Regions from separate parts of the Homo sapiens genome. Here region 2 is linked to region 1. Evidence: chromatin contacts called from ENCODE Hi-C data. All regions are on one chromosome and are shown on one strand. The core of a region is the stretch at or near the end of the contact, and the rest is flanking DNA. Distances in the headings are between cores, read along the strand shown. Region 1 overlaps ALDH1L1 (aldehyde dehydrogenase 1 family member L1). Region 2 holds the start of CHST13 (carbohydrate sulfotransferase 13).

The links. A loop is a pair of places that touch in the nucleus more often than their neighbours do. Pooled maps may share reads with other maps.
Region 2: a loop to region 1 is called in a map of IMR-90, with 7 times the contacts of the local background. The contact joins the promoter of CHST13 here to the enhancer-like site in region 1. A Hi-C loop is called at or near these places in 2 of 168 maps with a recorded cell type or tissue (HCT116 and IMR-90) and 11 of 50 pooled maps.

The regions. Positions count from the first base shown.
Region 1 is chr3:126,126,159-126,132,581 of GRCh38, reverse strand. It overlaps ALDH1L1 (aldehyde dehydrogenase 1 family member L1), which reads left to right. Exons shown (of 23, transcript NM_012190.4): 13 at 1,048-1,198; 14 at 2,289-2,359. Among named protein-coding and RNA genes, the nearest start is that of ALDH1L1-AS1, 45 kb to the right of the region's middle. RefSeq lists enhancers at 1-744, 2,876-3,646. Within about 2 kb of position 2,866, at least 3 of the 41 ENCODE cell types and tissues checked have a DNase peak (open chromatin) inside an H3K27ac peak, as active enhancers do.
Region 2 is chr3:126,521,221-126,527,643 of GRCh38, reverse strand. It overlaps CHST13 (carbohydrate sulfotransferase 13), which reads right to left and starts at 3,489. Exons shown (of 3, transcript NM_152889.3): 1 at 3,215-3,489. The coding sequence starts at 3,311. It also overlaps a transcript of C3orf22 not described here. RefSeq lists enhancers at 2,102-2,602, 2,603-3,103, 3,164-3,664, 3,665-4,165.

The sequences.
Region 1 (6,423 bases), core at 1,617-4,116:
AACACAGCCCCTAAAAGCCAAGGCAGGAGGCCTGACTGACCTGAGCACCTGGAAGAGGCCGATGTGAGGAGGAGGAGGGAGGCAGAGGAGCTGGGGTCTTGTGGCCCCAGAATGAAATGGAAATGGCCAGGAGCTGCTTGGCCAGGCACAGAGTTGCAGATGCATCCTGAGTGGCGTGGACAGCTGTCACGGGTCCTGGTGGGTGTAGGCAGGTGAGGACCGGAGCAGGCCTGGGGTGCGTGTGGGCTTCATGGTGCCTGGGTGCAGAGGGGAGCAGTGTGGGAAACGGCTGGCAGGCTTTGGTCCCACACTTGCCTCTGGGCCCGAGCTGCCCTGTCTCCAAGGCTGAGTTTGCTCTGGGCCTGTGGTCTCCACTTTCCCTGTCCACCCTCCCCCTAGGGGATGAGAGGGGCACCCTCATAACTCCCAGGCTGCCCACAGCTGCACATCCGTCAGAATCAAGGGAGGGCAACCCGACCTCGGCATGCTCAGGCTGAAGCCAGTCTGTGTAAACGCGTCAGCCCCCACGTTGCTCCCTAGTCAGCCCTTCTGTGATGGGGATGGGGCCACCTCTCCATCTCTGGAGATGCCAGGCTCAGGAGCATGCCCCCACCATCCTGGACTGAACAGTTGGTTTATTGGTGCTGGAAAGACAGATGGACTTTCTCCTGGTTCAAGCTTTCCGAAGACAGGAAGGGCAGCCTCTTGGGCCATGACCCCTTTGCTGTCTGCAGCAAGTGGGTGAATGCCTCTGCAGGATAATTTCGGAGGAATAGGATAAAGTAGTGGATCCACAAATACTTCAGGAAGGAAGCGAGGGAAGATCGAGGAAAGGAGAGAGGGACAGAGGGTGTCATCCTCACAGCTATCCGGTGGAGTAAACGGTGCTGGCCCATTGCATGGATCAGAAACGGAGGTCCGCACATCTGAGAGTGGCAGAACTGGGGTAGAGGGCAGGACCCCAGCTCCTTGAAGAAGGGCCTTGTGAGGGCAGATGAGGCCGTGCCAGGCCTGAGCCCACCTCCCGCTTCCCCTCACCCTGGTCAGGTTGGCAGATCTCATGGAGCAGCACCAGGAGGAGCTGGCCACCATTGAGGCCCTGGATGCGGGTGCCGTCTACACGCTGGCCCTGAAGACCCACGTGGGCATGTCCATCCAGACCTTCCGCTACTTTGCTGGCTGGTGTGACAAGATCCAGGTGGGGCCCAGGCTCCCACCCAGTGTGAGCACATGCAGACTGGCCCAGCCATATAGGAGAACTCCAAGGGCAGCACAGTCATCTGCATGCTGCGCAGCAAATGACCACAACTGGTGGCTTGGAATGACACCTGTTTATTAGCTTGTGGTCCTGCAGGTGGGAATTCCAGGCAGGCTGGGCTGGGTTCCATGCCAAGGTCTCACAAGGCCAAAGCTAAGGCGCTGGCTGGACTGGGCCTTATCTGGAGACTCTGGGACAGAACCTGCATCCAGACGAGTTCGGGTGTTGACAGAGTTCAGTTCCGTGTGGATGCAGGGCTGAGGCCGCAGGTCCTTCCTGGCTGCAGGTCCCTGCTCAGGGCACTGTATCTCCCAGCGGCAGCAGGTCACTCTCGGGCTTGGGATCCCTGTGACACTGTCTTCTGCCTGCTTTTCTGGGGGCTCCTGCAGTTATTCTGGGCTCATGGGCACTATGTCCCCACCTTAGGGTCAACAGGGACAGTCAACACCTCATAGGAGGGAGTGTCACCATATCTTCAGGCTCCCGCCATCAGTTGTGGAACTTGGGGGCCATTTGTAGAGGCTCCCTGGGGAGGTCCACCTCTGCAGGACTCATGGCGTCTCTGCCAGATCAGATCTGGGCTCCATGGTTCCTCCTCTCCACCAGGGCATGACAGCGACAAGGGAGGTGGGCTGCCTGGTGCCCGCCCCTACTCCGCAGCTGTGTAGCTTCTGGCTGCAGCTGGACCCCCCAAGGCCTGGGCCTTCTACATGTGCTCAACTGCTTAGAGCTGTGGGGAGGGGGACACCCGGCCCTGCCCCCACCCTCACCCTTTCTTGCTCGAATGTCAAAGCTAGAGGCTTTGCTGGTACCAGGACCAGCTTCCACCCAAGGGCTCTGCCTGCCAGGCTCAGAGTGGAGCAAACACCTTGCCCCTCTGGCTGCCCCCCTGCCTGTCTCTCAAGCCTCAGGTCACACCTAAGCTGGTCGCTTTGACTTCCTCCTGGAGACCCTGGTGGAGACTTGCTGCCTAGAGGGGAAGGGGTGTGGACCCTGGGCCCCTGGGTGACTGCCCCTGTTCCTCTTCCAGGGCTCCACCATCCCCATCAACCAGGCCAGACCCAACCGCAACCTGACCTTGACCAGGAAGGAGCCTGTTGGGTGAGTTCCTGCCCAGGGCGAGGTGCAGCCTCGCGGTGCTTTCCATGCAGTACACGGAACTGTAGCACAGCCTGCGGGAGCTCACAGCACCCTGTGCGTGCATTTATCAAACAGCCATCCATGTGCTTCTTGAGCACCTGCTCCATGCCAGGCATTGTTGTAAGGACTTGAGGACAATTGTATTTAATCTCCCAGTAACACTGGATCAGTCAGGTCCACGGTGGGAAACAAGAGTAAACCCAAAAAATGTCCAAAATGGGTATGGTGGTCAGTGTTCATAAAGATGAGGAACTCCTGCACAGCACTGAGGAACAGGAAATATAGAACAAAGGAGGAACAGGCAGAGGACGAGAGCTGCTCAGCAGGAGGAGTTCGGACCCCGCTGGATGCCAAGCATGTAGGCGCCGGGAAATGAACCTGGCGTGAGGCACCTCACCTCGCCACCCAGTGGCCCCAGGGCAGGAGTAGGGAGAAGGGCTTGGAACACAGCCACCGGGCTCTGGGTTTTCCCTGCTAGAGGAAACTGGGCAGTGACCTCTCGAGGCCATACATCCTGATTTGGCCCCAGTCCTGGTGAGTTACTCACACGCGTGCCTGAGGAGGCTTACCCAAGAGTGCATGGCCACTGTGCTAGGCCGGTGACAGCAAACACCAGAGCAGCAGGTGCTGGTGCAGCCCTGATCCATGATCTGCACTGAGGATGCGCCTGCAACTGGACCTAGAGAGCCCCAGCCCTGGGTCCACCCTCACTGCGCCTGCACGCGGTGCCACAGGAGAGCCTGGCCAGGGTGACCTGGGAGCAGGGCCCAGCTGGCATGAGCACCACAGTCATTCCCACCTGCTCTGTGCCCCTTGCAGGGTAGGGGACCTCACAGCTGTGGGCATGGCCAAAGGCCCCTCAGCTCCACCTGAATGTTGGAGTATTTGCAAGGAGAACGTGCTCCAATGTCCCTGTGTCACTGACAGCTCATGCAGATGAACAACCAACTCCTCAAGCACGGGCTGGAGGAGGCTCCTGTGGGAAAGTGGGCTGTGGACCCTTAGAGCCCCAGAGAGGAGCCAGGCTGCAGGTGGAGGCATCGCCTCCAGGGTCCCCACAGAGGACATCGGGCAAGGTCTGCACATGGTTTTGGTTGTCCCATCAGAGGGGGTGATAGAGTACAGCCCCCCACAACAAAGAACTGCCCCGCCCCAAATGTCAGTAGTGTGGGAGCCAAGAAACCCTGCTATGGGGCAGTGGTCAGAGACCTTTGTCGTGCTTTGAAAGGGGCTGGGCTGGGCTGGGCAGGGCAGGGCGGGTCGTGGCCCACCTGGGGCCACAGTTCAGAGCCACACTTGGGTCTTTGAGGCTGCCCACCCCTCCCAGCTGCCAGCATGGGGTTGGGGGGTGTCCACCCCCATCAGACTGAGGAGGAAACAGACACTGTGTCACCCAGAAGCATCCCTATGTCACCCTGTGAGGCTGGCCTTGGACCCAGGACTCTGGGCGCCTGGTCAGCACCCCAGTGTGAACACATCCTGCCCTGGGGCCTGGTCCCAGCAGCTCACACAGACCAGGGCTCGCCCAAAGGCAGGTAGGCAGGGCCACTGCTGACCATGCACCTGGTGGGCCGTGATTCTGGAACTAATGGTCTCTGCCTGGCAGGGAGGCCGCCAGGGCCTCTGGGCTTCACCCCTCCCCACCTTCACAGGGGACCTCGCCTCAGTGGGAATGTTCTGGAGCCGGAACCCAAGGTTGGAATCCCAGCTCCTCCCCTTTCTAGGGCAAGCTCCCAGCCTGTCTGTACTCAGTCTCCCCAACTGTCAAATGGTAATAAAACAGTCCTGTCCTCACTGAGTTGTTTGGATGGGTGAGCATCAGGTGTCTAGGGCACAGCATGCTGTGAAGGAGTTAGGAGGGCCAGGTGAAGGAGCCATGCAGGGCCGGGCCTCCTGGGTAATGGGACTAAGAGGAGAATTCTGTATGTGGTTCTGAGAAGGAGCAGAGTCCAGCTCTTTTGGATGTTTGTGTTAGGAAATTTACTAGAGACCATGTCACTGCTCCACTCGGAATCCTCGGGTGGCTTCCCAGTGCCCTTGACATGGAATCAAACTTCTCGCTTGGCCATGCAATCCGGGCCTGGTATCCTGGCCCCCTCCCCAGTCCACTGTGGTTGGCTGTGCTGGCCTCACGGATCCCAGGCCCTCCACCCTCATGCCCCACTGAGCACTTGCACCTGTGTCCCACCTCCAGCCCTCACCAGCTGTCCTCCAGCTCTCATCTGTGATGCATCCGCCAGACCTCTGCTCCCAGCCTGCCCTCTCTAATCTATAATCTCATTTTATTCTCTGTGTGAGCATTCAGACTGATGCTGCCCTGTGCCCATGCCTGTCATCATCCCAGCACACCTGCAGTGTCCCATAAATACTGCAGAATGACTGAGTGATCAGAGCTAGAGAGCCCCAGCCCCGGGTCCACCCTCACTGTGCCTGCACGCGGTGCCAGAGGAGGGCCTGGCCAGGGTAAGGGGCTGCCCATCTCCTCCCCTGGCCAGTGCCACCGCAACCTCAGCAGTGAGGCTGCAGCTGCCTCGTGGGGAGCCCCTTCCCCTCATGTCTTCAGCCGCACCCTGGCCCAACAGCCACTCGAGCTCCCTAGTGAGCCAAGCATTTCTTGGGGACACCAAGAAACCTTGCTTGGTGTCCCCTGCCCAGGCTCCATGCTCCCGAGAGAGAGAAGGAACTCCACCCTCACCGTCCATGCAGCTCCCCAGGAGCGTCAGAGGGCAGAGGAGGGGGCTCAGGGCCGCACAGCAGGAGAATGGCCCCAAGGGAGGGAGGGACGGGCCTAAGAACCATGGGGTGGTTGTCTCACTGGATGTCCACTCAGTCTCCCACTAAGAAAGCCCACTAGGAATTAGAGGCAGCAAGGCTAATGAAAGTCGGTTTTCACAGCAGCTGGGCAGGGAGGATTCACCTGGGCCTGGGTCCTGCAGCCCTGCTCCTTTGACCCCGTGCCAGGGCCAGCTCTGCACACTCCAGTCCCGGGGCTCGGCCTTTCCCCTAACCAGTGAGTGTGGGCGTCAGTTCGGGCTGCTGTAGAAGAGACCACCAATCCAGGGCCTAATCAATGGAAACTCGTCTCCTGGTTCTGGGAGCTGGAAATCTGAGGTCAGATGTGGGCAGAGCTGTTTCCACATGAGGGCTGTGAGGGTCTGTCCTGACCTCTCTTCTGGCATCTGGTGGCTGCTGGTGACCTCTGGCCTTCCTTGGCTTGCAGGGAGACCCCGTCTCTGCCTCATGCCCTCTTGGCATTCCCACTGTGAGTCTGTCTCTCCATGTGGTGTTCTTTGTATGAGGACAGCATTCCTCCTAAATTAGGGGCCCGCCCACCCCAGTGCTACCACATCCTAATTAATTACAACACAGCAATCTGGTCTCCAAGCAAGGGCATGCCATTAGACTCTGGAGATTAGGGCTTCAGCATACGAATTGGGGAGTGGGGGCACAATTCAGCACATAATTGTGGGGCTTTTCTGATGTGTTTTCTTTTCCGAGCTCCCCTCAGCCCCGTTCACTGTAACCGACGGCTTCACCTGCTCCCTGGGAACACTCAGCAGCCCGTGCTGTGCTCCCAATCTCCTGGGTGTGTGTGGGGTGTGGGGCAGCTCCCCTATCTCAGTGCTCCCTGCTGCTCCCCCCTGATGCCTCACACGGGTCCTGCCCACCGCCTGTGTCTGGCTAAGCAGCTTTCTTTTGGGGAAACACCCAGTGATGGTGGTGGGGTGGCGACAGGAGCCTGTGCGTGGTCTACGGGGCTCTGTGTGGATGTCCTCATCTGACTGTCCAGCGCTCAACCAAAGTGGTGCTGTATGGGGGGAAGGCAGGGCCACACAGGATTCATACCCGGCCAGTGTGCCTGCTGGTCCCTGGGACTCTGCGGCCTCCCCAGTGCCCACGGTGCTCTGAGTATGAGGCACCTGTGCCTGGCCAGAGGCTCGCTCTAGAACCCAGGGTGGCACTGACACTGGGCACCATGGCTTCACACAGAGCACCCTGACTTCATCAGTGCTGCCTTGCTGACT
Region 2 (6,423 bases), core at 2,240-4,739, 390 kb before region 1:
TACGCCTCCACCACCTGCTGGGATAGGCATGTGGCCTAGGCCTGTCCAATCACAGCCTCCCAGCCCTTCCTGCCACCTGACTGGCTCAGAGACGGGCACTTGAGACCCAGACCGGGCCAATGGATGCCTCCTTGGGACTTTGGCTGGAATCAGTGGCAAAGGAACCCTCTCTAGCTTTGGGTTGGAGTTGCTGAACTGGTGCAGCTGAGAGTGAGGCTATGGCAGAGAAAAGCTAAACCACAGCTGGAGGTGTGATCTGAACCCCAAGATCTATGCCTGTCCGAGGCAGAGGCACCTGGCCTTTTCAGTCACAGGCACAGACCCACTCCCTCCCAGCTGAAGGGAGTCTGAATTGGGTTGGGTTTGTCCTCGCCGAGGCTACCACTGTGTGCCATTGGGTGGCCCACAGTCTTAGCTTCCTTGCCTGCCTAGGGGTGAGCAGGGGCTGGGATGGGATGCAGAGGCCCACCTGGCTCCAAGAGGAACACCTGTGACTCCAAACACTGGGACAGATGCTCAGCCCTGCAGCCGCGGGAGTGGAATAGGGGAAGGGGGCTGGTGCCAACACTGCTCCCGCCGGTGTCTCAGAGGCAGAAGACATAGAGCTGAGATCTTGGGTTTTCATATTAAAAATGTAAGCTCCTCGAGGCAGGGGTATTTCTAAGTTTTGTTCCCCACTGTCTCCCAGTACCTGCACGAGCAGACAACCAACAGGTCCGTGGTCCGTGGTGTGCCAGCCACGGGAAGCATGGTCACCATGCCCAGGCAAAAACACAGAGGGAGCCAAGGGGGCCGCAGGAGACCCAGGGGTCTGCCATTGGGAGCTGCCGCTGGGCACTGGGGATGAGGGTGGGGTGATGAGGGCAGCAGTGCTCTGGGCAGCTGCCCCACCTTCCTGGAATCTCCTCCTCCCTGGGACCCTAAGCAGTAGGCCAGTGCAGGTGGTGGAGCCCTGGGGCTGAGGCTGTGGCTGTGGAGGGGCTGCCGCAGACCTCCCCCTACTAGAATGTCTCTGAGCTCCCTGGGGTAGCAAGAGCCCCAGGCCTGAGCCAGTAGCCCTTCAGTGGCCCCTTGCCCAACTTACGGCAGCACCTCTGGCTCTGGAGAAGGAGGGGACAGTGCTGGGCCTCTTGCTCTGGAGAAGGAGGGGACAGTGCTGGGCCTGCCCTCCTGGGAGAAGGGGCTGAAATCCCTCCTGAGTTCTGGAGCCCTCATCCCCAGGCCAGAAGCCCTCACAGGGCACAGACCACATCCCTTCCAACTCAGGCATGGCTGCAGAGACACTGCAGGCCCTCGTGAGGCCATTTCCAGAGGCCAAGGGCAGGGGATGCCCCTCCAGCAGGACTAGCCTGGCAGGAAAAGGCCTTTCCCAGCTGAGTGCCCTCCCTGTGTGCCACCTGCAGGCCCACAAGCATAGTCTCAGCCAAAGCTTCAGCTCAGGGCTTGGGAGAGAGAAAAGCCAGTGTGAGAGGCTGGATAGGTTGGTCTGATTAACTCTTGCTCGCCCAAGGTCACTCACAAAGCTGTGATGGCTGGAGACAGGCCATGGGAGAGGTACAAGAGCGCTTGACAGAAACAGAGAGAGATGCTGAGATGCTGGGTGAGGTCATGGCCAAGAGCAGGACAGGCCAGGTGGAGAGCCCAGCCTGCGCAGAGGCTGGGAAGGGAGGTTCGGAGCCGTCCTCCTAACACCTGCTGTCTCTTCCCAGGCTCTGCAGGAGAGGGAGGGAGGTCAGAAGGAACAAAGCCCAGAAGGTGACTAGTACCTTGGTTTGTTTCTCATCCCTCAAACCTGGGTAGAGTAGGTGACAGGAGAGAGGTGTCCCACGGAGACATGGGGACGCAGACACTCCATGCAGTCACTCAAAGATGTATGCTCCTTTGCAGACACTCCCCGGGACCCAGGCACTCAGGTGTCCTCTAACATCCCACGCTGAGCCCTGAGGGGCCAGTAGCCACCAAGTTCTGCCCTGTCTTAGTACTGGGTAAACATCTGTCTACTGAATGACTCGGTGGACAGAGGCTGTGGCAGCCACAGACACTGAGTCCACACCCCAGACTGCCAGGAGATTGTCTGCTCAACACCACCAGACAGCTCACAGAAGGGGTTGTGGGGGTGCTGGAAAGAGACACCCCAGCCCTATCCCATGGGCTTGGGGAGGCATCCAGGTCTGACCTGCTGTGTCTGGACACACAAGGGGCAAGGGGCAGTGTGAGGGTCAGGGGGAGTGGGCAGAGGCCTCCCCAGGCCCTGATATCCTCAAGTCTTGGGCCACTCCCACCCCCACTGCCCAACATCCCCGCCCACCCTGGACCTAGTTACTTACTCCCTGGGACTGTGTCTGCCAGGTTCCAAGGGTGGGGCCCAGGATTCTCAGAGCCCACACTGGGGGTGGGGAGGCGGACTGAGTCGTCCCACCCAGCACGCATACCACATACAAGGAAAGGCAAACAGCCCTGAGGTCAGGAGACCCGGGCGCTGGCTGGGCCCCTCCAGTCCCAAGTAGATTGTATAGCCAGCACGTTGCCACCACACCTGTCTCCCCACTCTCTGGCCCGCTTCAGATTGTGTGAAATGGGTTGATGGGAGGCTTCACATGAGCTGAGGAGAGACTCAGAGCAAAGACTCAGCACCGGTGGAGCCCAGGGCACTCAGCTCTGCGGAGTCATGACTAACTGCCTCAGTTTCCCCAGCCAGACCACGAGTGGGTGCACAGGAGTCCCAAGCCCTACCCAGTGTGGATTTCAGGGTGGAGCAGGGAGTGGCACCCACTGCACAGTAGGACAACCAAGGGACCGGACCGAGTGGCCCAAGCTTCCCCTCCTATGCGCATGCGCCCAGCAGCGCTCATGTCCAGGGGCCGTGGGGTGCGCAGGGGAAGGGGGTGAAGGTAAGGGAGATGGCCTTCCCGGATTGGCCAATTGTCCTCTACCCCCCACAACTGACCCCGGTCTCCAGGCACCGGCTGTGGGACTCAAAACAGTCACCGCTCTGGGAGTGGGGAGGTAACTCCGGAGGAGGAGCAAGAGCCTTTGCTCGCGGGGGCGTCTAGAGCCTTTCTGTGCCTCACCAGCGCCCCTGCCCGCCACCCCTAGCCCCAGCCAGGAAGGAGACAACAGGTGTCCCCCGCGCTGTCGAGGGGTCAGGCCGCGGTGGAAAGCGCGAGGAGCCAGGTTTGGTTGGGGGTGCGCGGCTCGGCCGGCGGGCACTCACCCGGGCGCAGGGAGCGGGGCGCGGCGCATAGGAGCAGGAGCGCGGCGCCCAGACAGGCGGCCGCCAGCACGCGCCGCCGGCAGCAGCGCCTCCCCATGCTGTGCCGGGCGCGCGGCGGAGGACAGTCCGCTGGATACGGCTGGGGGCGGAGTTGCACTGGCCCAGGACCCGGCCCCGGCAGCGCAGCGCCTACCAAGACGCGCGGCGCGGCGCAGGGCAGGGGAGCACGGCAGCTGGACCCCAGCCCCACCAGCCCCTGCGAGTCGCTGGGGACTGAGGAGGCGGGACACGGTGGGGCCGCAAGCCCGCTCCTCTTTTCGTGCCCCCACCCTCACCCAATGGAATGGGGCCGAAGTCCAGGGCGCTAGGGCGGAGACTGATTGGGGAAGCCCCTCGCCTCTGGGCCCCGCCCCTAGGGTTTGCCCAGGGGTGCCATTATCCACCCAAGGCCAAGAGGCATTGTCGCGGTGGCGTGCCCCACCCCGGGCGGTGTCCCCTTGCCTTTTTGCTGCCTTAGATGCCAGGGGCCCAAGGGCTGATCTGGGATGAACCAAGGAGCCTAGTAGAGCGTTGCCCTGTCCATGGCTCTCCGGGACCCCCGCCCTCAGTAAGAGGCCTAAGAGTGTCCCTCCCTCCCCGACCCAAGGCTACCCTGCAGCCTTGCTTTCCTCCAGGGTCTCCAGGTCCTGCCTGAATCTAGCTCATGCAGGTGGCACTAGCCTTTGCACAGAGAGGTAGGGTCTCAGCTTACATCCCCCGGGGAATGGAGCTTGTGCCTCATCGTGTCACCCACAACTTCTCTGGGCACCACGTGAGCTCTGAGGACTTGCCAGGGACTGTGTGTGTGTGTGTGTGTGTGTGTGTGTGTGTGTGTGTTGGGGGGTGGAGGGGGCGAGGTGAGAGTAAAGTCCAGCCTTTGAAAGACACACACATCCAGCTAGCCCTGTGGGCAGGAGCCCACGTCTAACCGCAGGGTCTTGCTGCCCAGAAGTCAGGCTAGCAGGGAACGGGAGGGTGCAGCTGGCACTGGGTGCGCGGATGAGTGCGTTGGAAACAACATTTAGCAGTGTGAGTGCATGGGATAGGGTACTACATTACACTGTAGGTTTTTTTTGGAGTTTTTTGTATAAATGTAAGGGACACAAGTGCAGGTTTGTTACATGGAGATATGCAGTGGTGAGGTCTGGGCTTTCCGTGTAACCATCACCTAAATAATGTCCATTGTACCCATTAAGTAATTCCTCATCCCTCCCACCTCGCTCACTCTCCTACCCTTCCAAGTCTCCAGTGTCTATTATTCCACACTCGAAGCTCCAGTTGTTAAACTGTTCTTGAAAAATGTGGTGACTCCAAACCCACCTGGTGCCGCTTACTGCTGTGGGAGATTAGGAAATTAACTGCACCTCTCTGTTTCCCATTTTCCTGTACGGGGGGATAATCCTAAACCTCAGTGCTGTGAAGATTAAATGAGATACAGGAAATGTTTGCAACAGTGTCTGGCACTCAGTGAGTGCCAGGTAAGTATTTGATATTAGTAATTAATTTGTTTATGGTTACTGCCTGTTTCTGGCAAGTGGCTGGTTTCTGTTAAAGTGGTGAAATAAAAATTTCTCCCTACTATATTTATTTAAGTTGTGGAAGATCTATTTAAGGAAGAATATTAAGCAAATAATAGTTCTGCTGGTTTTGAGATACAGCTTTAAATGGTGATGATGTTCTCAAAGGACAGGGGTGGGAGTCCAGACTCACAGTAAGCTAGAAGCTTCTTATCATGACTTTTCTGGCCTTGGGGAACCTCTAGCCCACCCCCAGACTGGCCCAGGACCCAGGGATTCCAGGTCATCTGCATTCCCTGCCGGACCTAACTCGCATCCAAAGGTGCCTTCCAAATTTCCCCAGACCGGCATTCCCTGGCCTCACTGCCAGCCTGGAATCCTCAGCGCGCTTTGCCCTTATATGCTGCCACCTGGTGGCCAAAGTTGGGAATAACATCTCAGCCCTTCATCCGGAGATGTCCCTGGAAATGGGGTCCCTGGAGAAAGGAAGAGATGGTCTTGGGTCTTGGGGTGGGAGGGTGCAGATGCCTGGCTAGACGCCCGGGGCCTAGGGAGCTTCCCTGCGAAGACGCCCTCTCCCAGGGACTCGCATTCATTCATTCATTCGACAGATACAGAACACCCACTCCGTGCTGAGGCCTGGGTGGAGAGGGTGAGACCCATGCAGTGTCTGCCCTCACAGCATTTCCATTACAGATTGGAAGCACGGAAAATCAGGATAGAGAGATAGAGCGGTGAATGCTGCTGTGAAGAAAACACAGCGGGTACCAGGATGAAAAGTGTGTCCGGTGCAAGGAGGGTGCCGGGGCAGGCCTGGGGGAGGTGGCATTGGAGCAGAGATGTGACTCCAGGGAGCAGAAGCCAGCAGGTACCATTGCAAAGGCCCTGAGGTGATGTTCCAGTTGCTGTTGCTAGGTAACAAACTGCCCTAAAATTTGGCCGCTTAAGACAACCATTTAAATTTTGCTCACAATTTTGTGTATTGGGAATTGGGGCATGGGCTTGGCTGAGTGCTCATGGGAGTCTCAGGCTGCCACAGTCAGAAGGCAGCTGGCACTGCATCACTGGGAGGCTCACCCAGGCCCAGTGTCCCACTGGCTCACACTGGCAGGTGGTGTCCGTCTGGAAGCTCTGCTGGGCAGCGATCCAAGGATCCCCTCAGGGCACCCTTCATTCTGGGGGCCTCCTGGGGCACCCTCCAGCCCTCGGGGCACCCTCTGGCCTGGGGTCCTCCTGGGGGCAGCCTCCATTCTGGGGGTCTCCTTGGGCCACCCTCTGGCCTCCAGACATCCTCGGGGCACCCTCCAGCCTGGGGCCCGGTGTGCTGCTCCCACAGAGCCTGGCTGTGTGGCCATTTTCTGACCTGGCCTGGGGCTGCCTTTTGTTGGTTACCCAAAGATCGCTGAGGCTGGACCAGACTCAGGAGTGGGGCCACACCCACCAGCAGTGCCCAGGAATTTGCGGGCATGTTTTAGAACCACCACCGCCTGTCCCAGGAATAGCAGGGAGGTTCTGGAGTGGGCGAGAGTGAATGGGTGAAGTCAGAGAGGCAGACAGGGAGTCCAGATCCCATGGGTGGGTTTTTCTAAGCACAGAGGGAAGCCGTCCCTGAAGAACAGTTGAATCACAGATGGCACCTCTGCTGCTCTGTGG